Linked DNA regions of Homo sapiens: region 2 is linked to region 1. A link is an interaction called in ENCODE POLR2A ChIA-PET data of the cell type or tissue named here. Cell type or tissue: MCF 10A. All regions are shown on one strand. Each heading gives the region's core, and the rest is flanking DNA. Links, peaks and the distances in the headings are about the cores only.

Region 1 (12,648 bases), core at 2,690-10,689:
CTGGCTGTGTAGCTGCTGCTCGTCTGGAGGAGAGACTTGTGTGACTCCCAAGGCTGGCCCAGTGGCTGGCAGTACAGCTTATAAACAGCCCTGCATTTGAAGGGAGAAGGCGCTAGTGCTTCGGTGTCAGGAAGCTGGCCTGCAGGAATTTAACAGCACCTCTGTCTAATTTGCCATGCTGACCTATATTGCTGAGCGTGTACCACAAACCTCATTCCTATTTCTAACCACCCCCAAGCGTCGTTTGCTAAAATGCAACCCCACTGGTGTTACTTCTCTGCCTAAAACTCTATAGCATTTTTTCATCACCCTCTTTGAAGTTCGTGGAAGTCAGTTCCAGAGCATGGGAGAGAGAAGGAAGGCCTCTGTGGGCTTCAGAATTTTAGGGCAATTGGGATAAAGATGGTTCTCTTACCACAGATCCATCCAAAGATTTTAATGTGCTAGTAATGTGGATTGTGAGTGGTTATCGTTCTTAACCCTTTCCCAATTCATCTGTCGATGAAACTGTCACTGCCTCCCCTGATCACCCCACTGTGAGCCTCAGGTGAGTAAATACTGCAGAGCACCAGATGAGTTCCGAGCTCTTGTGCATTGCCTGGACTCAGGCCACCTGTCCCGACCCTCCCCACCTGGACTCCTCTGTGCCCTTCTTTGAAATAACTTGCAGTTTTCCCCAGAGAGCCACGTTTTATGCCTTCTTCCCTCTGCTCATGCTCTGCTGTTTGCTTAAAATAGCATTTGCCACTTTATGAAAGAAAACTGAGGTCCAAGGAAGTTGAGAAGTTTGTTCAAAGTCACAAAGCTCTACAGTGACAGGGCTGGGATTTTAACGTAGCTCCTTGGGCTCATGTCCTTTTTGAGGCCCCGCACATAACAGCCTGGCATGTGACCTTGGAGGGGGTCTCCTATTTTTGTCATCCTTTAGCCATCTATTATGTCATGCCAAGTTTGAGTTATTCTAAGGTCATGAGTCTGAGTCCTGAAAAGTCCTAAGTCCTAAAACCAGAGCCTGATCCTGAAATCTTTATTTCGGAACAAGCGTTGTCTACTGCAAAGAAGTCACCTGAGGAAACGTGATACTTTCTCCTGTCATGTTGATGACATCATTCACAGTGTCTTTAGAACTCTTTAGAACTGCTTTTAGTAGCACGTTCTTTTGCATATATTTAGTAGAGAAGTCTAAGGATAGATTAAATTTTTTTAGAACTAGATGTCAGAAATAAGTCAGGCATATTCAAGAAGGGACTGAGTGCCAGCGACCACAGTTGGCTTCGGTGCACTGTAACTACAGTCATGGGCTCTGAAGGCAGCTGGTTCCAAAGGAGAAGTCCCCATAGTGTTTTGATCACGAGAATAAAGACCAAAGGCAATTCCTGTATAGGAAGAGCGCTCATTTTATGTACGATTGAAAGAACAGTGAGAATAAATTAGCATTTATGCTTCATACTGCCATATTCCTTGTCTTGTCTCATGTTTCTTAATTTCTTTGGGACCAAGATTTCCTGCCTGCTTTCCTGATTTGTCACAGATTGGCCCCATTTGACCCATCTCTGTACCAGTGTCCCTCACTGCAGGCTGCTGGCCTGTCACTGCTTCCTGAGTGTGTGCCAGCTGTACTTCTGTGTCTTTGCACAGCCCCACCCAGTCTGTAAACGGACTCCCCCATCCCAGTCACCTGCAGGGGACCTGCCCTTGCTTCCCCACCCATTTTCATCAAGCCTTAGCTCTCTTTGACTTCAGCGTAGCCCTCTTTGACTCTCTTGTAATAGATTCTTTTTTTTTTCCTCTCTTTTTTTGAGATGGTGCTTCACTCTGTTGCCCAGGCTGGAGTGCAGTGGCATGATCTCGGCTCACTGCAGCCTCCGCCTCCTGGGTTCAAGTGATTTTCCTGCCTCAGCCTCCCAAGTAGCTGGGATTACAGGTGTCTACCACCACACCCAACTAATTTTTGTAATTTTAGTGGAGATGGGTTTTCATCATGCTGGCTAGGCTGATCTCGAGCTTCTGACCTCAAGTGATCCACCAGCCTCGGCCTCCCTGTAATAGTTTCTTATTGCTGTTGTAACAAATTACCATAAAATGAGTTGGCTTAAAATGGCACAAAGTTATCTTTCAGTTCGGCCATGGGAAACCCGACATGGGTCTCACTGGGCTAAAATGAAGATGTTAACAGGGCTCCTTCCCTGAGGCTTCAGGGGAAATCGGTGTCCTTTTCCTGCTCCTAGAGGCCACCTGCATTCCTTAGCTCACGGCTCCCTTCCATCTTCAAAGCTGGTCATGGCCGGTGGTGTCTTTCTCACACTGCATTGCTCTGACACTTAGATGGCTCGGGCTGCTATAACAAAATACCATAGATTGGTGGGTTAAACAACAGAAATTTATTTTCTCACAGGCCTGGGGGCTGGGAAGTCCAAGATCAGGGTGTCAGTGTGGATGGGTTCTGGTGAGGGCTCTCCTCTCCTTCCTGGCTTGCAGACAGCTGCCTTCTCCCTGTACCCTCACATGGCAGCGAGAGAAAGCAAGATGTCCACTTTCTCCTCTTATAAGGACCCTAATGCCATCAGGAGGGCCTCACCCACTTGACCTCATCTAAACCTAATTATTATGCTTCCCGATGGCCCCATCTCCAGACACCATTGCCTTGGGGATTAGGGCTTTAATATATGAATCTGGGGGAAGGGACGCAATTCAGTCCCATAGCAAACACTGACTCTTCTGCCTCCCTCTTCTACATATAAGGACCCTTGTGATGACATTGGCCTCATCCAGATAATCCAGATAATCTCCCCATCTCAAGTTCAGCTGATTAGCAACTGTATTTCATCCACAATTTCAATTCCTCTTTGCCAAGTAGCATAACGTACTCACAAGTTCCAGGGATTAGGAGGTGGGCATCTGGTGGTGGAGGAGACGTTATTCTGTCTACCACACCTCTCCTGAATTCTTAGGATTTGGAGGTTGAATCAGTTTCCACTGTTTTGTTCAGCTACAAATTAAAGGGTACCTAACATGCAGGCACTGTTAACACTTTAAATATTGCTCCTGATTGTTCTCTAGTAGTTTTGTATCTGTTGATCTTTTCTCAGTTAATTAGAAGCCCTTGAGGTGAAAGACCAATTCTGGGAGATGGTGTCATTTAGGATAAAGAAGACGTAGGTATTAGAATCCAAGAACCCTTGATTAAAAGCTAGCAATGCCACTCAAAAAGCCTGTGACATTAGGACGATTATTTTACCTTTCTGAGCCTCAATTTCCTCATGTGTAAAATGGGAATTTAATAGGTCATAGGATTGCTAGTGAAGATTAAGTGAGATAACATGAAAAAGTGCCATGCATGGTTCTGGACATACACGTGGTAAGTGTGACAGCTGTGACATACCTCCTGTGTGTTCCTTGCAGTGGCTGCCATGGGTGTGGGCGGGTAATAGGTGCCCAGTAAATACTGAGTGTTTATACATTATCAGGTTCCTGCTGTATGTACTTACACTGCTTTCTTAGTGTAGGAGGGGTGAACTTACAATTTTAGATGTAAGTGGTGTGTGTTACGACAGGCCCTGTATTCTATTCTTTGAGGATTTATATGGATTTATGTAGAAGGAAGATTTAAGATGCCTTACAATGGAGGCTGGAAAACTGTGGCCAGACACCTGTGTTTTCACAGCCTGAAAGCTAAGAATGGTTTCTTACCATCGTTACCTGCACAATAACCTCAGTATTGCCTCAGCAACCCACAGTGTGATGGTCTCTGGAGATGGGGCCTTTGGGAAGTAATTAGCTTTAGATGAGGGCATGAGAGTGGGGCCCTCATGATGGGGTTAGTGCCCTGCTTAAATATTTACTCTCTGACTTTCTAGGAAAAAGTTTTTGAATCCCTGCATTAGAGCAGTGGTTATAAACTGGAGAGAGTATCAGAATACCCCGGGGTCTTGTTAAAATAGGGATTGAGTTTCTGGTTCAGCAGGTCAGGGTTGGAGCCTGAGTATTTTATTTGCTAATTGAAAAAGCTCCCAGGTGACGGCACTGGACTTTGAGAATCCTACCTCAGAACCCCCCATCCCCACTTCAAACACTGAACTGGGACAAAAGGGTATCTGCATGTCCCACGTGTATACAAAACAGTAGTCTTCTTCCACAATAGTCAGTGCATTATGTTTGCTCCCAGTCTTCAAAATGATGGCAACCCAGCCAGCTGTATTTTCTGGAGAGTCTTAGCTTGGGTTTCCAAAAGCAGTTGTCATAATGATTTATGAGAAACTGTTTGCCACTCAGTGATGGATTGCTTATTTATTTTAAACTCTTACTTGTCTAAAATTTCCCAAGCTCTGGCTCAGCCCAAAGGTGTTCCTTCCACACCCCAGGAAGTTGAAGCTAACATTTTTAGCTGTTTGACATATCAGTGGGTGGAAAAATTCATCTCTATCAAGAAGGAAGCAACAGAAGATTTTCATTTTCACTTCTCTAGAATTATTCTGTCATAAGGACTTGTTAGAACATTCTTATCGAGAGTGATATTCCTACCCTCAATCAGAATATCCTAGAAAATTATCACATTCTTGAAAGTACAAAGAAATGCTGATTTTCCCTCAAATCCTTACCATCTCCCACATACAAAAGAAAATGAGAATACAACAACTTTGTGTGTGTGTTCCTGCCTGTTGTTTGCAGTGTTAATTGGAATATGATATTAAAATACACTTCAAATTCATACAGAAAACTATTTCTATTGTAGATATTATCAATTAGAACAGGGCAGTTCAGAACAAATATATATAATAGTTGAGGAAATGAAGTTTCACTGTGCATTAAGAAGATACTGGCTGGGCACGGTGACTCACGCCTGTAATCCTAGCACTTTGGGAGGCTGAGGCAGATGGATCGCTTGAGCTCAGGAGTTGAAGACCAGCCTAGGCAACATGGCGAAACCCTGCCTCTACAAAAAAATACAAAAATTAGCTGGGCATGATGGTGTATGCCTGTAGTCCCAGCTGTTTGGGAGGGTGAGGCAGGAAGATTACATGAACCTGGGAGGTTGAGGCTGCAGTGAGCTGAAACTGCACCACTGCACTTCATCCTGGGTGACAGAGTGAGACCCTGTCTCCAAAACAGAAAAAAAGGAAAAGGATTTTTTTTAAAAAAGGAAAAAAAAAAATATATATATATATACTGTATCTGATTTCTACCTGTTACATGAGAAAATAACAAAATCAGAATAATCTTTACTGTTTGGCAAGCTTACAGTAACTAGTACTCTGCTCCATTGTTGTGGCACTGAAAACATGCACGCAGAGTTTCTGGAAAGCAGTTTGGTGGTACACATCAAGAAAAATAACAATCTTTTTGTGGAAGGAGATCCATGCACAAAGATGTTCACTTTGTTGTTGCACTGCTTATCAAAGTGAGAAATTGGATGCCTCCTATATATAGCTGAATTAGGATTTAGCTGCTTGCTGGAATTATGTTTATACAGCAACAGGAAGAGAAATGCTTGTGATGAAATCTTCAGCAATAAAATTCAGGATGCAAAATTTATGTACACCGTGTGTGATTAAAAAGGAATAGATGATAAATGATGATAAAGAATATTTTTATTGATATTCACAAACGAGGGTAGAAGCATAGTGGTAATAAATACTCATGAGGTATTTGTTAGAATATTTGTATTATAAAGCTAAATAAAAACTTTATGTGAATTCCATCCTTACAGCCTTGTGAGTTGGGTCCTGTCCATTGACAGATGAGCTCACAGAGGCACTGAGTAGTGATCTGCCAGTGTCATCTAGCCAACAGTTGGAGGAGCTGAGATTCAAAACCAGGTGAGCGTCCCGTCTCTGCTTCTGACTGCTGCGGCATGCTGCCTGGTGCTGAGGCGGGAAGTTGCTGGGGGCACACGGTGGAGAAAACAAGCAGCAACGTGGGGAACACCCTACGTGCCACCTGGCTGAGCCATCGTAGTCCTTCTGAAAAATTCCAGGTGGTTTTGGTTGATTACAGGGTCAGTGTGAGCCAGTACGTGGCACATGCCCCAAAGGTGAGCCACACATGACCTCAGTGAAGTCTTTGGTGCTTATAAATAAGGTTGTTGTTTCATTATTTAGTTGTAAGAGCAGCATTTAAAGAAGAACCTGAAAACCTTAGGGATGGAGAAACCTCCTTGTAGGACGGATATCTGAAGGACGCGGGGCTCCTGGTTTCGGAAGGGGCAGGAGAGGGCGTACATGAAGGGCTTTCTCTGGCTGAGGAAGGTAGACATAGTATTTGTTCCTCTCTAGAGGAGGCTTTCACAAGAGCAAGCCTTGACTCAGATATGAGGGAGAGGATAACTGGGTGAGCAGACTGAGCGGCGAGCTGGTGGTTGGAAGGTTCCTGCAGCGGGTGGACGGCCTCTGTCTCTGAGGAAGTTATAGAGGGAGGTGAGGACGTGGGCTCGAAGGCCCTGGAGATGTCTTCCAGTTGTGAGACTCTGGAGTCCAGCCTTCTCCCCGCTGCTGGCTAACAACAATGATTGGAATTTAGATGGTGACTTGTGGAATCCTGTCCGCAGTGACCACTGCATTAGTCATGGAAGGAGGGTACCTCTGAAGGAACACAGAGGTCTGTGACTTAACTAACGTCCAAGTGTTGGCATGAATCATACTTTGGTTCAGAGGTATCTGCTATTTAATTTGGCTGGCTTTTATAGTCAGCCAGTCTGTGGGCCAACCTGCTGGCCGCATGCATCTGTAAGACATGGGGCTGCAGTTTCATCAGTGGTTCTTTAATCTTTTGGTTATCATAGACATCAGTAAAAATAAGAAGGCTGTTTTGGATGATCCCTCCAGGAAAAGGTACCTTTACATAATTTTGCATACACTGTTTGGGATGCCCATACCCCCATAAACCTGTCCGCAAACCCAACCTACCAAGCAAAAAAGCTCAGACCTTGAGCTTAAATCTTCTACCAAATCAACACGATGACTTCATCTGTTTCCTCATCTGTAAAATCCTGCAGAGTTGTAAGGATGAAAGATATTTCTACACGTATGTCATCTCCACAGTGTTCATGGTAGCTACTATCTGAGGCTTTAGAGACCATGTACTTTCCAAGGGCTGCTTGTCCCTGAGGGTGAGGCTCCAGGATCTCGTGAAACCACAGGAGTCAGCTTGCTTCCCAGGGGCTGTGCCCTCCATGGAGTTGGGTGGGGGCAGCGTGTGTTTTTAAGTCATCACTGTGGTGAGCGTGGGGTCATGGGGTATGACGTGGCAAAAATGAAGGGCTGAAAGCTGCTTACCCTGGCAAAATGCACATTCTGTAATGTAGCGAGTCAGATTGCTTTGCCAACATGAACTCTTCCTCCATTAAAGGATGTGAATATAATTGGGAGTAAAATTTCTAATAGCTTGTACTCCCCATACAACAAATGTTGAATTCACCTCTTGGCTTTGAACCCCAGACACCTTGGGGTAGCCTGTCTCCAGGCTAAAGGAGAGCCCTGCAAGTTTTTTAGTGAAACCCCCTTCCCACCACCTCCAACCCCCTTCTCCTTCCCTGATTTGGTCTCAGAGCACCCCTAGGAGGGAAGCAGCTCTCTGGTTAAGGAGAGTCTAGGGTGAGTCAAGCAGCTGGTAGCTCAGTTTTAATCTCATGCCATACTACATTTTCAATGAGGAAATTCCTCTAAATGTCATCTGCTCCAAGAAGCCTTTTCTGTTACCAGCCCCCAGAAAATGTACTCCTTTCCCCATAGAGTGCTGTGTTTCCACCTCGTGTAATTTACATCACAGTGGATTGTTTTCGCATGTTTATCTTTGTCTTGCTAAGTTGTGTGTTGGCAGGTACCAAGGTTTATTATCTTTCTTGAATGCAGATCTCTTAGAAGCCTTTTGGCTGCTCTCCGTTACCTGGGATGAAGTTCCTCATCTCTGGCTCCTGCCTGACTCTCCAGCCCTTCCCCATGCTCTGGACACACCAAGCGCCTTGAATTCCCCAGAGCTCATTTTGTTTCTTGCCTTTGTGTCGCTGCACTGAACTGATGGGCTGAGTCTTTCTCACTTATTGGATGCTTGCTTCTTGAGGGTAGGGGCTCTGTTTGATGAATCTTTGTGTTCATTAGTGCTTGCTGGAGAATAGACTTTCAGTGTGATTGGATTTTATTCTTTAGTAACCAGAAATATTCTTGACCCGTAATGGAAGCACACAATGAATGAATAAAAGTAAATGCGGATACATTCTGTACTCTAAAGCCTAAAGGGACAGAAACCATCAACATAAAAAAAAATATGCAGTAGCCCAGTCTCCACTCTTCACCCTCTCACCTGCCTTCCAAGTGTACTCCTACAAGCAGTAGGAGCTTCACAGGGAGGTCATTGGGGTGACGTTTAGTTATTCACACAGACTTTGAACTCATTTGAACATCACTGGAAGGATGGGATCATTAATATAAGGCAGGATCAAAGAGGATGGGATGATCATAGACAACAGGTTTTGTATTTTAATAGCGCACACCTTGGCCTGATTAGTGAACTCCATTGCTAGCTGCCTGTGCTGAACACAACCAGACTAGATACATCCTGGGGTACCATCCACAAAGACTGGCTGTTTCTTGAGGAATCACATTCCAAGGGACTTCCTAGGAAAGATGATGGAAATGGGTATTGAAAGTGGAACAAGCCCGGGGTGTTGGAGAAGGCGGAGGAAGTGGCAGGAAGAAGCCGGTGAGAGGCATCCTTCCAGTTGCTCATCCTGCACGGGAGCTCTCAGGGGTTATGAATAGGGAGGACATTCTTGTTCAACCCCTTCTGGTTGTGGCTACTTCTGTCTTGTCAAAGATGATACAGGTATACTCAGTTCCGAAGGCTGTGTCCCTCCCGTCACCTTGTCCAGGGAAAGCTTTGGGAGAGAAAGACATATTCTAATGTTATTTATTTATTTATTTATTTATTTTCTTTTGAGATGGAGTCTCGCTGTGTCACCCAGGCTGGAGTGCACAGTGGCACGATCTCGGCTCACTGCAACCTCTGCCTCCTGGGTTGAAGTGATTCTCATGCCTCAGCCTCCTGAGGAGCTGGGATTACAGACACCTGCCACCACTCCTGGCTAATTTTTGTATTTTTATTAAAGATTGGGTTTCGCCCTGTTGGCCAGGCTGGTCTTGAACTCCTGACCTCAAGAGATCTGCCCATCTCGGCCTCCCAAAGTGCTGGGATTACAGGCGTGAGCCACTGCACCTGGCCTAATGTTCTTAATAGGCACAGGCACAGAGCACTGTAACAATCTAGCCATTAGAGCTGGTGCTTCAGATTTCTTTTTAAAGTTTTATTTATTCCTTACGTTGTTATTATAAAGCTAAGATAAGCTTAGTTTAGAAAATTTGGAAAGTTCAGAAAAGCACTAAAGCAAGCAAGTCTTGAGCCTGGCAGGATCTCAGTATCTTTATAACCAGCAGAGGCTCAGGTGAGCGCTGGGTCTGAGGCCCACTGCGACTTGGAACACAGCTCTGCCTCTTAGAAGTTGCAGGATCCTGGGCTTGTTCACACTCTGACAGTCTGTTTCCTTGTCCACTCAGAGGAGAATAAAATAACATCTAGAAAGCACTTGGCCTGGGACCTAGTATATAACAGCCTTGCATATGACAGTTTATTGACTGCTAGCAAGTGCTCAGTTTTCCCCACCACTGTTAGCATTTTGATGTATTATCTTTTCAACCTCCTCTCTACATTTCACTTTTTGCAAAATTGAGACTAAATATCTAATTTTATGTCCTCCCTTTTTTAAACTTGGCTTTCTGCTCCTACCATATTCCTATATCATGATTTTAAAAGCCAACATAATATTCCATTTTGTAGAAATACTGTTAATTTAACCATTTTCATATTGTTGGAACTTAACACATTTTAAATTTTCACTCTTTATAAATGTTCTGTACACACATCTCTGATCACCTTGATTATTTCCTTAGGATAGATTTCTGGAAGTGGGATTATCCAGAAGAATGATACACATTAGTAAATTGGAAATGAAAATATGTTTTCAGCCGTTTAGTTGGGATGATTCTAGAAATAAAGTTCTGAAAATGGTTCTCTCTCACGAGATGTCCACTAAGTAGAGACCCTGTTAAGAAACAGGGATGATGTTTGATTTGAAGAAATTGCATTCCCATGAGATCATGCGCCACAAGTGAGGTCGGAAACAGGTGGCATGTACAGCCGACAGCCGGAGGAAATGGTCTCCACTGTGCAGAGTTGTGCACAACATCACAACATTCGTGTCGTGACACACATTTGAGTAGTAATCGTCATGTCATCCGTCTAGGGAGAGTCTCCACCAGGCTGCTGCCATAGAGAACATATGTCTCTCCTTAAACGCTCCCTTCGCCGAGCTGTCTGCATGGAAGGTTGGAATGTGGGGTGTCAGCAAGTGCTTTTCCCTCTGCCTGATTCCCAAGTGGCCTGTGGTCTGGCCTGGAGCAGGGGTTTGGAGGGTCTTTGTTGGGTCAGCAAGGAGGCTGGGGCTGGGTAGCCATAAGGCTGGTGCACCCTGCCTTCGTTCTGTTATGCTGGTGACAGCACTTGGTGTTCAGGTTAATGGTACATGCACTTGACTGGAAGGTTGTACATTGTCGCTGTCTTCAGCTCTTAGCTCTTATCTAGGCTAAGAGCTGAAGATAGCGACAATGTCATTAGCAAATGAAGAAACGGTTTTTGCTGTGGGAGGAAGAGCACTGGACTCAGAGTCAGGAAACCCGAGTTCTTGTTCCAGCTCTGCTGCAAACTCACTGTGTGACCTTGAGCAAGTCATCACCCTCTCTGAGCTTTGGTTTCCATGTTTAGACTAGGTCATCTTTCAGGATCCATGGAATGAAAGGACTCAGCAGTGAGTATAGCAGCCCTGAGGAGGTGGGGACAATGAGACCTGTGCTGCCCTGTGGCGATTTTGAGAGTTGAGAGCTGGATGCAGACAGGGGCTTTAAAACAGAGAAAGTAGGCTGGGCGTGGTGGCTTTGGGAGGCTGAGGAGGGTGGATCATGAGATCAGGAGTTCAAGACCAGCCTGGCCAATATGGTGAAACCCCATCTCTACTAAAAATACAAAAATTAGCCAGAAGTGGTGGTGTGCGCCTGTAGTCTCAGCTACTCGGGAGGCTGAGGCAGGAGAATCACTTGAACCCAGGAGTTGGAGGTTGCAGTGAGCCGAGATTGCACCACTGCACTCTAGTCTGGGTGACAGAGTGAGATTCTATCTCAAAACAAAAACAAAAACAAAAGAAAAACAGAGAAAGTATTAACAGTGGGAACACATAGGACTCCCTGGTATTCCCCTGGGGCTAATGCCTGTCTGTTTCTGTGATCTGCTCCTTCTCTACTCGACAAGTCTTACCTGTCCTTGGAGCCCCAGTTCAATGTCTCCTTGCCATCTGAGTCCTCAGCGCCTAGCACATTGCCTGATGCATTGTAAGTGATCAGTGCATAGACTGACATATCTTTCCCCAGGCATTCATCCCAGCCATGAGCATATGTGTCCTTGTATCTCACCCCAGCATACCGTCACATCCCTGTTGCCGGGCTGGAAATAGTAAGTTTTATGTTTGAGATGAAAAAGGAGGTGATTGAAGGTGAGTTGGCTGGGGGACGCCCATCCTCTGGCAGTGCTGTGTTGGTGGCTTGCTTCCTCACTGTGCTGTGGGCCACACTGACCTGTCAAGAGCCGTATCTACATGTGTGGCCCGTAGAGGGGGCGCAAAGGAGCCATTCTTGTCCTTTTTGTATCCAGCAATTTTTGCTGAAACAATTTGCACTGGGCCTTCTCCTTGATACCAGTTTTTTTAAATAACAGAATCCAGTAAACTAAAAAGCACACAACAAAACCTAGTCATTGCCTCTAAACTCTGTATGTACACATGCATGCTGGCTTCATGATCGATTTCTCTGCCAGAGTCTCTCAGTTCATCCTTTTGCAGGGATTGATGGGTTTCGTGCAGTGAGGTGGGGGAGATAAAGGGGTGATGGCTTAGAATTGAGAAGAAACGAAGTCTTGTCCTAGCATGGTCTCTGTGACTCAGATTCTTATTTTCCAAAGTCCCTCCCAGGTCAGTGATTATTGGATCTGGATCATTAATGAGAATTAGAGTTTAAGATACATTTGAACAAGGGGGAGGTGAGAGTGTGAGCTCTTTTTAGAAGAACAGCTTTCACAATTCTGTAAATAAAAGCTGATAGACCCAGTTTGAGATCTTTCCAGAAACTTTATTCCCAAGCTATTTATTTTAGGTTCCTGTTTTAAGGTTGTTTTTGGCAAAAGAAAAACAAAGGCACTGAATGATTTTCTGTTCTCTAGTAGGAAAATCTTCACCTTGGGGTGATCTGCAGCAGTGGGTCAGTCAGTGCCATGTTAATCATGGAGGGATGGCTGTTGTCGTGGTGGGCACCGTGCTAGGTGTTAGAGGAAGACACGGGGCTTATGGGCTTCAGCAGGAAGCTTCAAGTTCATTTGCAGGATGAAAAATACATCTAAAAATCCCCAACTAGGCCAGTGCACAAAGATTCCCACTGACCTCAACTGGTACAGTGTGAGCATCAGAAGACAGTGCTGATTGCAGTGGATGAAAGCACTGTAAACGTAAATCCATGAGATGATGATGGTGATGATGAGCCAAAGAACTAATTGATCACC
Region 2 (12,648 bases), core at 4,467-12,466, 58 kb after region 1:
ACCAGCCCATCTGCCCCTGATTGCACAGAGGGATCAAATGAACCTCCTTTACTATTCTTCTTTGGCTGTCTGCCCAGTTGGCTCCTTGTCAAGACCTAACTCAACAGTCTCCTAGTTGTGGGCGTGTTGTGTTTTCTGTGTATCATGCTCTGCGTTGCTTTTAGGTGATGGCATTCAGCAAGTTGGACAATCTTTGAACACAGTTGCAAGTAATAAGCAGATGTGAAAATGCTAAATTTTCTGTTTTAAAATGATTTTTATGATGGGGGTTCCATCTTGTATACCTCAAATTTGCAATAAGAATTGATCATTTGGTCATTATTGTTTAGGCCGTCATTCCCTTTGGTTGGATTTTCTTCTGTGACTTAGACAACTGAAGGTGTTAAGAGGATTTTTATTCAGTGTTATAAAAATTCTAACCCTCCCTGTGTAATAACAGTTGATAGAAATTAAGTAACATGCCCCAAAGAAACTGCCTTGATGGTTGGTAGAAGCCAGTGCTCCTCATTCTCTTCCTGTAAATCCCAAGCATCAGTTATTGAAGGAATGAAGAGTGGCCATTCCAGTGTGGTAGCTTCGTGCTGCTGTTTCCTTGTGACCCTGCAGCTTTGTTTTAGTGTGGAGCTTGTGCCGTTCTGGTCCCGGTGACCTCACACCTCCCAATCACTGGCCATTCATGTTTTGTTCTTGATATTTTCTGCTCTCTGTAAGGAGAATACTACTCTTTGGTATTTCCATTATTTTTCTTTGTGAAGGTTTTCATACTTGGAGAAAAGTTGAAAAATTGTGCAGTGACCACCCATAGTGCAATATTATACAATGAGGATCGAACTATGTACCATAGTGTTTGATTTTTGGAGAAGATCCTATTTACACAGTTAAACTCGTTGGCACTGCTCATCTTTGGTTGAGCTCTCTCCCCGTCAGCCTCGCCTCCTGCCTTCCCCATCCCACGTCGTCCATCCGATGGTGTTCTGCCAGGATGGACCCTGTTGGGGTGCTGGCGGAGTCCCAAAGCCTCATCACTTGTGTGCAGGCTCTCTCTGCTGTTTGATGTGGAGAACCCAGACTTGTGTGCTTCTATGGGGAGGATCAGGCTCTGGGGCATGGTCTCACAGGTCTGAGTGCTGAAACCACCATGGTTTTCCACTCTGCAGATCTCAAGTATGGTTGCTCTCTCTCTCTCTCTCTGTCTGTCTGTGTCTGTCTATCTCTCTCTGTCTGTCTCTATCTCTCTCTCTCTCTCTTTCTCTTGCTCCCTCTTTTTCAAGCATCCTGTCTAGTAGGATGTGATAGAACAGTTTGTGCCACCCAGGCAGCCAAGGTCCACCACAGCCATAATTTTCTTCTGCCTCTGGGTTCGCGTATCTTACATGCCCAAATCTGGCCTTCATCACAGAGATCTCTGCCAGGGGCCACCTGCCTGCCTCTCCTGCCAAGCTGCTAGGTAGCCTGGCTCTGGCCTCCATGTCACCCTCAGTGGAGGACTCGTTTGTTGATTCACACATCCAGCTACCCTTTCTTCCACTGTTACCCTAAGCCAGCACTCCACAAACACAACAGAACAAGATGGATCAGGTTATCATCTCTTCAGGGGATCATGCTCTGGGGGTGGGGACAGAGAAGCAATTGGGGTGCAGTGTAATGAGAGCACTCGTGGACATCAGCTCCAGGAAGCAGTGTCTGCCCAGTGCGGGCTGGGCAGGTGCCATCAGGGATGACTTCCCAAAGGCTGTGATACCTGGGATGGAGCTTAGAAGGATGATTAGGAGTTGGCAGGCCAGGCATGGTGGCTCACAGCTATAGTCCCAGCACTTTGGGAGGCCAAGGCAGGTGGATTGCTTGAGTCCAGGAGTTCAAGACCATCCTGGCCAACATAGTGAGATTCCATCTCTACCAAAAGTCAAAAAAATTGGCCAGTTGTAGTGACATGCACGTGTAGTCCCAGCTACCCGGGAGGCTGAGGTGAGAGGATCCCTTGAGCCTGGGAGGTGGAGGTTGCAGTGAGCCAAAATCGCACTGCTGCACTCCAGCCTGGGCAGCAGAGCATGACCTCATCTCCAAAACAAAAACAAAAAACTGGGGACGGGGCAGGAGTTAGCAGAGTCCCAGCAGGTGAGGCTGGTGGAGAGGACAGCTTCTGACTAGGACGGGGTTGCCTGGGGAGCTGTCTAGCAGAGCAGAAGAGCATGGATCTTGGCATTTGAATCCTGGGTCTCCCACTTCCTACCCTGCCCTGTGACACTGGGCAGGTTCCTGGACCTCTCCATGTCATGGTCTCCCCGTCTGTCAAATAGGAATAATACAGCCAACCTCAGAGTTTTCAGGAGATCTAAGAGATAATTTCTGTAGAGCACTTACCATATTATCTTAATAATAGTAAAATTATTTATTAATAATCTTAATAAATATTAATAAACTATCTTAATAGTTCATTCAACAAATACTGAGCTCCTAGGTGGTAAAGATACCGTAGTGACCAAATTCCCTTCCCTCATGGTGTCGCGCTCTTAGAGGTTCAACAGGAATGGATACTGCTGCTGTCGTTGTGTGTGACATATCCCTTAGCCTCCTTGTTGGTCCGTCCTCTGGCCCTATGTCTTCATGGCTCTTGCCCCTCTTCCTTCTTCACTATCTGACTCAAGATGCTGTCATACCCAGCTCTAGGCTTCTCCTCTTACTCCTGACCCAGGCCTTCCAGCCTCACCTGCCTCTCACCCACCTCTCTGTGTCCAGCCTGCGTCACATTCCACATTCACTCTAGGGGAGGAGGGACCTGTTCCTATCCATTGCAGGGCATTTCCTGTTTACCTCACTTTTCAGGTTTTCCAGGCACTTTACAAGTGTGGCCAACGATCCTTACAAGCCACTTTACAGGGTAGGCAATGTTTGCCCATGTCTGCAGCTTTTTGTTTGTTTGTTTGAGACAGAATCTCCCTCTGTCGTCTAGGCTGGAGTGCAGTGGTGCAATCTTGGCTCACTGTAACCTCTGCCTCCTGGGTTCAAGTGATTCTTCTGTCTCAGCCTCCCAATTAGCTGGGATTACAGGTACGCGCCACCACGCCTGGCTAATTTTTGTAGTTTTAGTAGAGACGGGGTTTCACCATGTTGGCCAGGCTGGTCTCGAGCTCCTGACCTCGTGATCTGCCCGCCTCCGCCTCCCAAAGTGCTGGGATTACAGGCATGAGCCACCGCGCCCGGCCAGCCATGTCTGCAACTTTATTCTGTGAGAGAGAGAGGATAAGTGCCCTTGCTGGGCTCACACAGTGGCATCAGAGCCAGGATTTGACCCTGATCTATTCCATGTCAAACTGGTTCTCCGGAGTCTTTTAAAAATTACCCTTAAATAATGGAGAATAGGTGGTAACGATATTTGAAAGCATTGTTCTTAGACCATGGCTCAGTGCTTGGCTCAGCAAGGCTTCCAGCTCCCAGTTGTGCCCATGTGGGTGGACATACCTGTCATATCTTCAGAAGATGGGGGAATGAATTGGACATCACAGCCCTCCTGGGCAGAGAAATTTTAAGCTTCCAAAAATGACTCCTCGACAAGCTTGTCAATCACAGGAATTGTCTGGACACTGACTTTCTAAGAAGTGGGCAAAATGTCAGTTTTTAAGCTATCCTAGAGTCTTTAGAGTCTTAGACAGCTCAAGGATTCTACTGGTCATCTGGGCAGATTCTGTGTTGGCCAGACCCAATGGCTAATACTTCATAGGGCCACAGAAAAGTTAAGATCAAGGATGATGCCTGAGCTCTGAGAACTTGTCTGGGTGTCACAGGACAGAGGATGTTGGACACTGATAGAATTTCATGAAAGCCTTTTGAGGTTCCACCAAGTGCCCACCTACCCTGCATACTCAGGCACACAAACAGTCCCTGCACGTTGAGGCTTTGTCAGTCGAGTTTAGGTTGTCTTCGTCTCTCTTAGGAAAGTGGAGAGTACATTGGAGTCTCCAGGAATTGGGGCAACATGGACCGCCCTGGCCTCTCTTACTTTTTATGTTATTCTTCTCTCCAGAAGGAGAGGTTCTTTTTCCTTGCATAGTATTCTAAAAGTCAGAACCTTGGTCATGTGAAAGGGCCGGTTTTCTCTGTCAGGCCTTCACCTGGTCAGGCGTTTTGTACAGGCTAACAAAGGCTATTGTTACGGGGTCGCCTGGGAGTCACCTAGAGGATACTGAAGTAATTCGCACTAAAACAGTTTCAATTTTATGTTAAACAGATTATATTCCTCTTTTTTACAAATGTGAAGTTTAATAGGCCAGCTTAATTCAGATTTGCCTGCATGCTTCAATTGGCCTAAAGAAAAGAATAAAACAGGGTGATTTCATTGTCACCTTCTGGCATAGGGTCTGATTCTGTTGAGAAGAATGTCCCTTATCCTGTTCGTGAGACCTGAAAATCGCTCTGATTAATATGCGCGGCACGAACAGTGTTAGCGGTGTTGTCACATGATTTCACCACTTACTTTGTGCAGGGCTTTTTTTCTCCCCCAAATCAATAGACGTATTTCTTGGTTGTGCAGTTGAGTCTCCTGACAGGTTTATTTTTAGTCTTTCACAGAGACGCTGTACAGGTGAGCAGTATTTCTCCACATTCCTTCCACAGCATTGTTCTCAGCAACGTTGAAAGCTGGATTTGCTCTAAATTTTGGTGCCGATGTTCCGCCCTTCTGAGAAAATGTGGAAGCTGGGACCATCCTCATCCCATGAATGCGTGTGTGCCCTAGTTTATCCAGAGGCTCAAGTGCTGTGTGAACTTTCTGTGGAAATGAGTTCATTTCTCCCCTCCTGGGCTCTGCTTGTTTCAGGGTTGGTTGTCAGTTCAGTAATGGAGAGTGCCTCCGCATGTTACTGATTGCTCACGTGGAGTTTTTTGGTTTTTCTTTTTTGGCAGAGTTTAAAAAGTCAGTGCTAGACACTCATGTGCATGGGTTGGAAGACTTATTGTGAAGATAACAGTACTCCCCTAATTGATCTACACATTCAGTGCAGTCCCCATCAGAAATCCCAGCTGCCTTTGTGCAGAAATTGACAAGCTGATCCTGAAGTTCATGTGGAAACGCAAAGGACCCAGAATCGTCAAAACAATCCTGAAAAAGAAGAACAAAGTTGGAGGATTCACATTTCCTGATTTCTGAACTTACCACAAAGCTGTAATAATCAAGACAGTGTGGTACTGGCATAAGGAGAGACATATAGACCAATGAAATAGAGCTGAGAGTCCAGAAATAAATCCTTACATTTAGAGATGATTTATTTTTAACAAGGGTGCCAAGGCAATGGAGAAGGAGTAGTCTTTTCAACAAATTGTGCTGGGGCAGCTGGATAGCCACAAGCAAAGAAGGAACTTGGTCCCTTACCTCACACCATAATCACAATTAATTCAAAATGAGTCAAAGAGCTAAATGAGAGCTGAGACTATAAACCTCTTGGAAGAGATTTATAAGTATAAATCTTCATGACCTTGGATTAGGCAATAGTTTCTTAGATAGCACCCTTACAGTACAAGTGACAAATGAAACAGTAGGTAAATGGGACTTCATTAAAATTAAAAAGTTTTGTGCTTCAGAATCTTTTTTCAAACTCAGAAATCCAAGAGGCTGCCTGTGCCTTGGGATGCAGTCGAAACTCTGACTCCAGCCCGTCTTGTCCACCCCTGGGCCTTACTGCCTCAGATGCAGTATTTGTCTAGCTTCCCTGGGTGCTGACCACGTGACCGTGACCTCCCTGTGTCTTCTGTGTACTATCCACTTTGCCTTGAAGATCCTACCCTGATTCTGTGCCAGTTCTTGCCTTCATGTTTAAAACTCGCTTTTTCCTGTGCTTTTCTCCCTTTGACTCTTCAGTTCCTGAGTGCTCTTGTTCTCAGCTTCCATCACACTGATTTTCCTGCGTTAGTTCTTTCATCGTTTGGGGATGTGCTTCGTTCTCCAAGGATGGTGAGCTGCTCAGTGGCAATGATGAGAGTGGCCCTAGACTCTGAGGATGTTCTGTGGGGAAAGAAGATGGTGTAATGGAAGGAGCCTCAGAGTGGAAGGCAGGATTCCATTCCACTCTCTGCTCTTGCTTTAAGGAGCTCTGCACCTGGAGCAAACCACTTATTTTCATTGTGTCCCTGTTTCTCCCATTATGGAATGAACTGGATAGGCGTTCTCATTAAACACCTACGAGCAGCCCTCGGCCCTTTCCTGGTTGACCTGTGAACACTTGGTTCACATCTTGCTCCCCTCTCGTTTCCTTTAAGTCTCAGGGAAATAGAATTTCCTGCACTGGCACTGGTGGCCTCCTACTCTCAACTCAGAGTGTCTGCTACTGTTTGTTTTGTTTGGTTTTTGTTTTTTTGAGACAAGGTCTCGCTCTGTCACTGAGGTTGGAGTGCAGTGGTGCTATCATGACTCACTGCAACCTCGATCTCCCAGGCTCAAGCAGTCCTCCTGCTTCAGCCTCCCGCATACCTGGGACTACCAGCGCCTGCCACCATACCTAGCTAATTTTTGTATTTTTTGTAGAAACGAGGTCTTGCTATGTTGCCTAAGCTGGTCTTGAACTCCTGGGCTCAAGCCATCCGCCCACCTTGGTCTCCCCAGATGTTGGGATTACAGGCATAAGCCACTGCGCCCAGCCTGATATCATTTGTTAAACACCAGTTGAGCCACCTGTTGGATGCCAGACACTGGACTTGGGCCCTGGGTGTTCATTGCTAGTCCTCGCTTACCCTAAGAAGCTGATAGGCTGGAATTTCCCAACTGTGGTAGATTCAATCAGATTCTCAGCTGACCATGTGGATGGTTTACCTATGATTAAGCTCCCTTGGTCAGGGTCAGACCCCCCTTACTCAAGATTGGTGGAGGGAGGAAGTGAAGATTTTTGCAATACTTGTTGATGTTCACATGTGTGATCCTATTGAGTCCTTACTGTTTATTGGCCTTACTGGGTATTCTTTTCTTATTGCCCAAGAAGGGAACTGAGGCTGAGAGCTTATGTGATGGTTCTGTAGTAAGGGACAGAAAGCTGGTTTTGTCGTTTTGCTTGGAAACCCCTGCCTTTCCACTCACTGCATCACCTCCCTCCTCGAGGGCTACTGTGGCCGTAGTGGGAGCCTCATGTCACTGTCAGGGGGTTAAGGCTCGTAATGAAATAAAACCTGGAAACTTCCAGGGCTCATTCCTTCAGCCAGTTTGGGAATATTGGTTTCCTGACATTTCCTTCTCCAGCCTGATAGATGGCATTTATCAGTTCCTAGAGCAGAATCTGATGTCCCTTTTTTGCTGTGTTGAGAAAGGGAAATTTCTCCAATTTTTGTTGTTGTTAAAAAAAAAACACATTAGGCATAAGTTTCCTTTGTGTACTGCTTTTCTAAAAATTAGGACCTGGACAAGATTAAAAACACACTCTTCACCATTTTTTAGGACTCCCAAATTCGTCAGAGCACAGCTTATAGCTTACATCAGCCTCAGGGAAACAAGGAACATGGGACCGAGCGGAACGGCAGCCTCTACAAGAAGAGTGACGGGTACGTGAGGGGGTGTGGCTAGAGTTTAAATGTACGTTCGTTATCTTGTGTCCAAAATGTCTAAACTCTTATTGTTTCTCCCACTTATCCACAAGGATCCGAAAAGTGTGGCAGAAAAGGAAATGTTCAGTTAAAAATGGTTTTCTGACCATATCCCATGGTACCGTAAGTATTCTCTTTTAATCCATGGTGTCTGCTGTATTAGGTGAGGTTGGTGTTGGAGGACTTTCTGAAGTTAGAGGGCAGGAGTTGTTCTCCGTGTGTGATGGTATTAAGGATGTGTCTTAGAGAATTTCCCTGTCAGAAACGCTTGCTGGCCTCCGTCTTGATTTGGTGCACCTGCAGCCTGTTTATGTTTTTTTTTTTTTAATTTTAATTTTAATTTTTATTTTTTATTTTAGCCAGATGGAGTCTTGTCCTTGTTATCTTCCACTCCCTAGCAGAGTCAGGAGTAACTGATAAGCCAGGTTGTCTTTATTTAGAAGCCTGTGACTCCAGAAAGCACAGAACAGCAAACTGCTCCCCCAGCTCTCTTTGTCTCTGGAAATCAAACATCTCACTTAGGAAGATTTCTACTTTTCCATTAAGAGAAAAAAATGGGCAGGACTCTGGGGACCAGAAATCCATGAGAAAAGACATCTCAGTGATTTTATTATTGAAATCTTAACATATGGTGCCCAACTTTAAGGCCTCTTTCCATCATCCTGTTTATCAGAGTCTATGCAAGAAAAAACGGAGCCCTCTATGTTGAGCTTATGAAAAGCCGGTCAGGATAAAGTTCCTTACCAATCTAGCTTTCAGAGGCCAGGAACTTGGATCACAGACACAGCCCTGCACACCACACTGTTCTTTCCATGGCAGCGTTATACATACTATTGCCTCACCTGGCATGACTAGAGCTGGTGATAACCACATGGGCTGGTAGACAGCTTTGGTAACATCTCAAGGCCGAGGTCGTTGCCTTTTTGTTGCTAGAGAGATGCTGAGGGTTGTTTGCATTCCCATTCCCCAAGCAGAGGCCTAGTAGTGCATGCAAGCCAGCAGCCTTGGGCGTGTGAGTGGATGATAGTAACCGTCTTTCCTGCCCCTTGTCCCTCCAGTCCCTGGTGAAGGCAGAGCTGGGCAGGAGCTCAGAGGGGCTTTTCTGGCCCCTATAGAAATGTCATCACTCAACATGGGGTCCAGAGAAACGGCCCTGAGGTTCATAAGGGAATAGAGTAAAACCCCAGCCGAAGCATGTCACAGCAGCAAGGATTGTGTTCCTCTGGGGGTGCCTTTGTTTTTGCCAACTTCGATTTAGAAAGGGAGAGAGGAGCTAGAATAGTATATACCCAGTGGAGGGATTCTCGGTGACCTCTGGTCTAGGGGTTTGAATGTGTCTCTGAACTTGGAAATGAAGGTCATTTTCTATTTTCAAAACCCAGCTTTCACTGGTCATGTGATCACCACCGTACTCCCCCTGCCCCCGCGACCCCAGGGCCATGCAGTATGGATCTTAATGGGACATTATGGGCAGGTGCAGTGGCTCAAGCCTGTAATCCTAGCGCTTAGGGAGGCCGAGGCGGGCAGATCAGCTGAGGTCAGGTTCGAGGCCAGCCTGGCCAACATGGCAAAAATCCTGTCTTTACTAAAAATGCAAAAATTAGCCAGGCATGGTGGTGCATGCCTGTATCCCAGCAACTTGGGAGGAGAGAATTGCTTGAGGCAGGAGAATTGCTTAAACGCAGGAGGCAGAGTTTGTGGTGAGCCGATATCACGCCACTGCACTCCAGCCTGGGAGACAGAGCAAGACTCCATCTCAAAAAAAAAAAAAAAAGCCATTCTTTCCATGCGTGGATGTGAGGGTATGAGTTCTGTAGACCAAGGGAAGCAAATTTATCCAGCTATCACTGTCTTTAATATTAGGAATGTTAGATTAGATGAGACTAGGCACCCTTCTAAATACCTTCCAGATCTCAACACCTGTGGTTCTGTGGTTTGCTTTCGAATTGGTGTCCACTCGCTGTTTGTTTGAACTCCGATTGACTGCCTCAGTGCAGAAACTGTCATACAACTAAGTTCTAGTTCATGCTTTTACAGCTCTGAAGTCAAGGGGCATATTTGCTTCATTGAGAGTTCCCCTAGATCCAGGCCTCAGCTTAAGCCAGTGAGTGGCTCTTTCCATGGCAGCTGGAAAACAGGTCTGGTAATCCTTTGCTGACAGCATAAACTTCACTTCGAGTCACTTCCATAGCTTGAGCTTCCTCTCAAAAGATGTGGAGGCTTAGTTGTCTTTAAATTTGGATGGGTTGCCCCAGTTTTTGGCAGATAGTACGGTTATAACCGGCATTACTGGGATGCTGAGAACTCAGCTTGTCACACAGCGTGTGCATATTTAATAGGTGCTTTGTGTTTGGAGGGGAAAACCCTCTCCAGGGAATCTCCACTTCCAGAGGTCTCCTCCTGCCTTTAGCAGCCATCGCCGCCTACATCCTGCAGGGGTGGTAGGTGGGGCTGTCTTGATTCACTTCCTCGCTGCCATGCAGAAAAATAAAGTAGTTTTCCAGCCCTCCGTTCAGTGGCTGAGTGTTCCTTTTCTCACCTTTTCCCTATTTCCCTGCGTGCTCTGGAAGTCAGAATCCAGAGGACCCCTCTGTATGACTGCGTCTACAGAGAGGTTGCATGTGGGGAAGTGAGTTCACCCATACCAAGAAAGAGAATTGAGAGATGCCCTTTTGGTTTGGTTTGGTTTTGACTTGATTTCTTGTGCAGCTCACCTGTTTGGCCAGCAGCTCCTGAGTGTGCTCGTTTACAGTCAGGAAAAAAGGGCACATTTCCAAAGACTTGATTAAGTGGAAGTCTAAGAGCAGAGCCTGGCACATAGCTGCGAAGCAGGTCTTTAAGAAATGGAAGCACACAGGGTGTATTTACACTGGTAGGAAAACCCTTCCCAGGAAGCTGGCAGCCTCTGGGAAATGAAGTTGTTGTATTCTGATTGGAGCAGAGGATTGAGGATAACATCCGGGAGATTCGTTCAAAGCCCGAGTTGAATTTCCTTCTTAGCCAAGTCTGTTTTCTGGCCCTAGGAAGAAGTGATCCTTGAGACAAAATAACTCTAATTAGATATCCTCTTTGCCAGATTCGCAGGATTGCCACACCACTGAGGGCTGGGGACTGTGTTACACTGGAAGGAATGTCCACTGGCTCTTACACAATCTAAAATTTTAAAAAATGATCAGTCATGAAGAAAGAAGAAAACACCTTCCTTCTAAAAGCCTGACAAATCGGGAAAAAATAGAACGGCACGATTAGAATGGAGAATCACTGATAATCTCTGCCTGCATGGCAAACTCTAAAGCTGTTGCATCTTTTTTTTACCATTCCTTCCCAAGTTTTCTACTAAACTAGGGCTTCTCAAATTAAATTCTCAAGAAAATACTGGTATTTTGTGAATTAGATGAAACCGTTCTGTATCTCAATTAACTGATGACACTTTTTTGTCTGTTTGTTTGTTTGTTTGTTTGTTTTTTTCTTTTTGAGACGGAGTCTCGCTGTGTTGCCCAGGCTGGATGGCTCACTGTGACCTCTGCCTCCTGGGTTCAAGCAGTTCTCCTGCCTCAGCCTCCCAAGTAGCTGGGACTGCAGGTGCATGCCACCATGCCCAGCTAATTTTTGTATTTTTAGTAGAGACTAAAAATCTCTACTAAATCAGCCAGGTCAGGCTGATCTGGAACTCCTGATCTCAGGTGATCTACCTGCCTCAGCCTCCCAAAGTGCTGGGATTACAGGCGTGAGCTACTGCGCCCAGGTGACACTGTATTTTTCCAAATTGCAACAGGGAAGGATTTTAATGGATAGAATTTTCTCCCATAAATTTTTCTAATAGCTTTACTGTTTGCTAATACTTAATCTATGTACTTAATATTTAACCTGAATAGCAAACAGTTATTAATGTAAAACAGAACTGCTGGTGATATTGCTTAAGATCAACTTGTGTGTTTTGTGGACCCATTCTTATGGTTGTCATTTTTTAATATGTAGGCACATTTATGTCTTCATAAATTATTCCTACTTCAAACAAAGGTGCTGAATATTTTTCTCTATTTTGTGGTATGCTGCGAAGTGAGAAATCTATCTTTGATAGTAGTTAAGAACGAACACCTTTCCCCGTATCACAGGGAAAAAGGAAGACTGCAAGGTGGAGGTGGGGAGGGAGAATGAGTTGTAGTAATTTAAGTTGTGGTTCTTTGCTGCTCTTAAAGATAAGTCCAGGCAAGCAACCGCCTTCCATGGATACCCACGTCGAGGACAGGGAGGGTGGCAGTTGAGCCCCGAGCCCTGGAGCCAGCCTGACTTGTTGGAATCCTAGCTTCCCCGCTCCCTAGCTGTATAACCTCAACCAGATTATTTGGTCTGTCCGGGCCAGTGTCTTTAGCTACAAAATTGGTGTAGTTCCTACCTCAAAGGGCAGTTAGGAAAATTAAATGAATTATTTCATGAAAAATGTTTAGAACAGTGCCTGCCTTGTATAGGTATATAATAAAAATAGCTGAGTAAATGTAGCTATTGTTATTCAAAGTCATTATTTTGTCCATGAAGGTGCTTCTGTATTTATCAAAGCACACAAACCTTAGATATAGGAGTTATTCCTATATCTAAGACCCCACAATTTGGAAGTAGCCCTAAAATTTGCACGTGTACAGTTGTGTCATCACAGGGAGGTAACAGAATAGACACAGGCTACGTATGGGTGGGTGTACACCCGTGTTAAAGTACTTGGTTGCATACATGTTTTGTAACCATGTTTCTAGAAATAGATCATTTGCTGTATTGGTTCCTGGATAAGTTAGGTAATCCGATTGGTAACAATCCACGATCAGTGGTGCTTTCACTTGAAAGTGTCCAGATTTACAAGATTAGGCAGAGCTTGGTATCTTCTAATACTGATTTCTGACGATCCAGGAATTCTCTGAGATATCTACAGATTATGGAGAATATCTGACTAACCTGTAGAGGAAAAGACCAACACAGCCACGAACCAGGAGAGTCTAGTACAACCCTGTTTATCTGACTTTATCTGACTTTCACTAGTCCAAACTTACATTTATTAACCCAAATCCTTCACGCTGCAAGGATGGGTTCAACTCTCCC

What was found. ChIA-PET counts read pairs that join two places held together with the same protein. Peaks named below come from ENCODE experiments on the same cell type or tissue, not always from the same donor. Only the 100,000 strongest peaks of a DNase experiment are listed, where the experiment ranks them.
Region 2: POLR2A ChIA-PET joins it to region 1 with 5 read pairs; 5 of 35 experiments call an interaction of 5 or more read pairs at or near these places.

What each region holds. Positions count from the first base shown.
Region 1 is chr2:9,281,297-9,293,944 of GRCh38, forward strand. The region is part of intron 2 of ASAP2 (ArfGAP with SH3 domain, ankyrin repeat and PH domain 2); the gene reads left to right. Among named protein-coding and RNA genes, the nearest start is that of ASAP2, 81 kb to the left of the region's middle. RefSeq lists an enhancer at 5,998-7,197. In MCF 10A, for the core only: no CTCF peak of the experiment used is centred there; DNase peaks (open chromatin) are centred at 6,575 and 7,105.
Region 2 is chr2:9,337,118-9,349,765 of GRCh38, forward strand. ASAP2 (ArfGAP with SH3 domain, ankyrin repeat and PH domain 2) reads left to right here. Exons shown (of 28, transcript NM_003887.3): 10 at 7,415-7,518; 11 at 7,614-7,683. Among named protein-coding and RNA genes, the nearest start is that of ITGB1BP1, 80 kb to the right of the region's middle. In MCF 10A, for the core only: no CTCF peak of the experiment used is centred there; no DNase peak of the experiment used is centred there.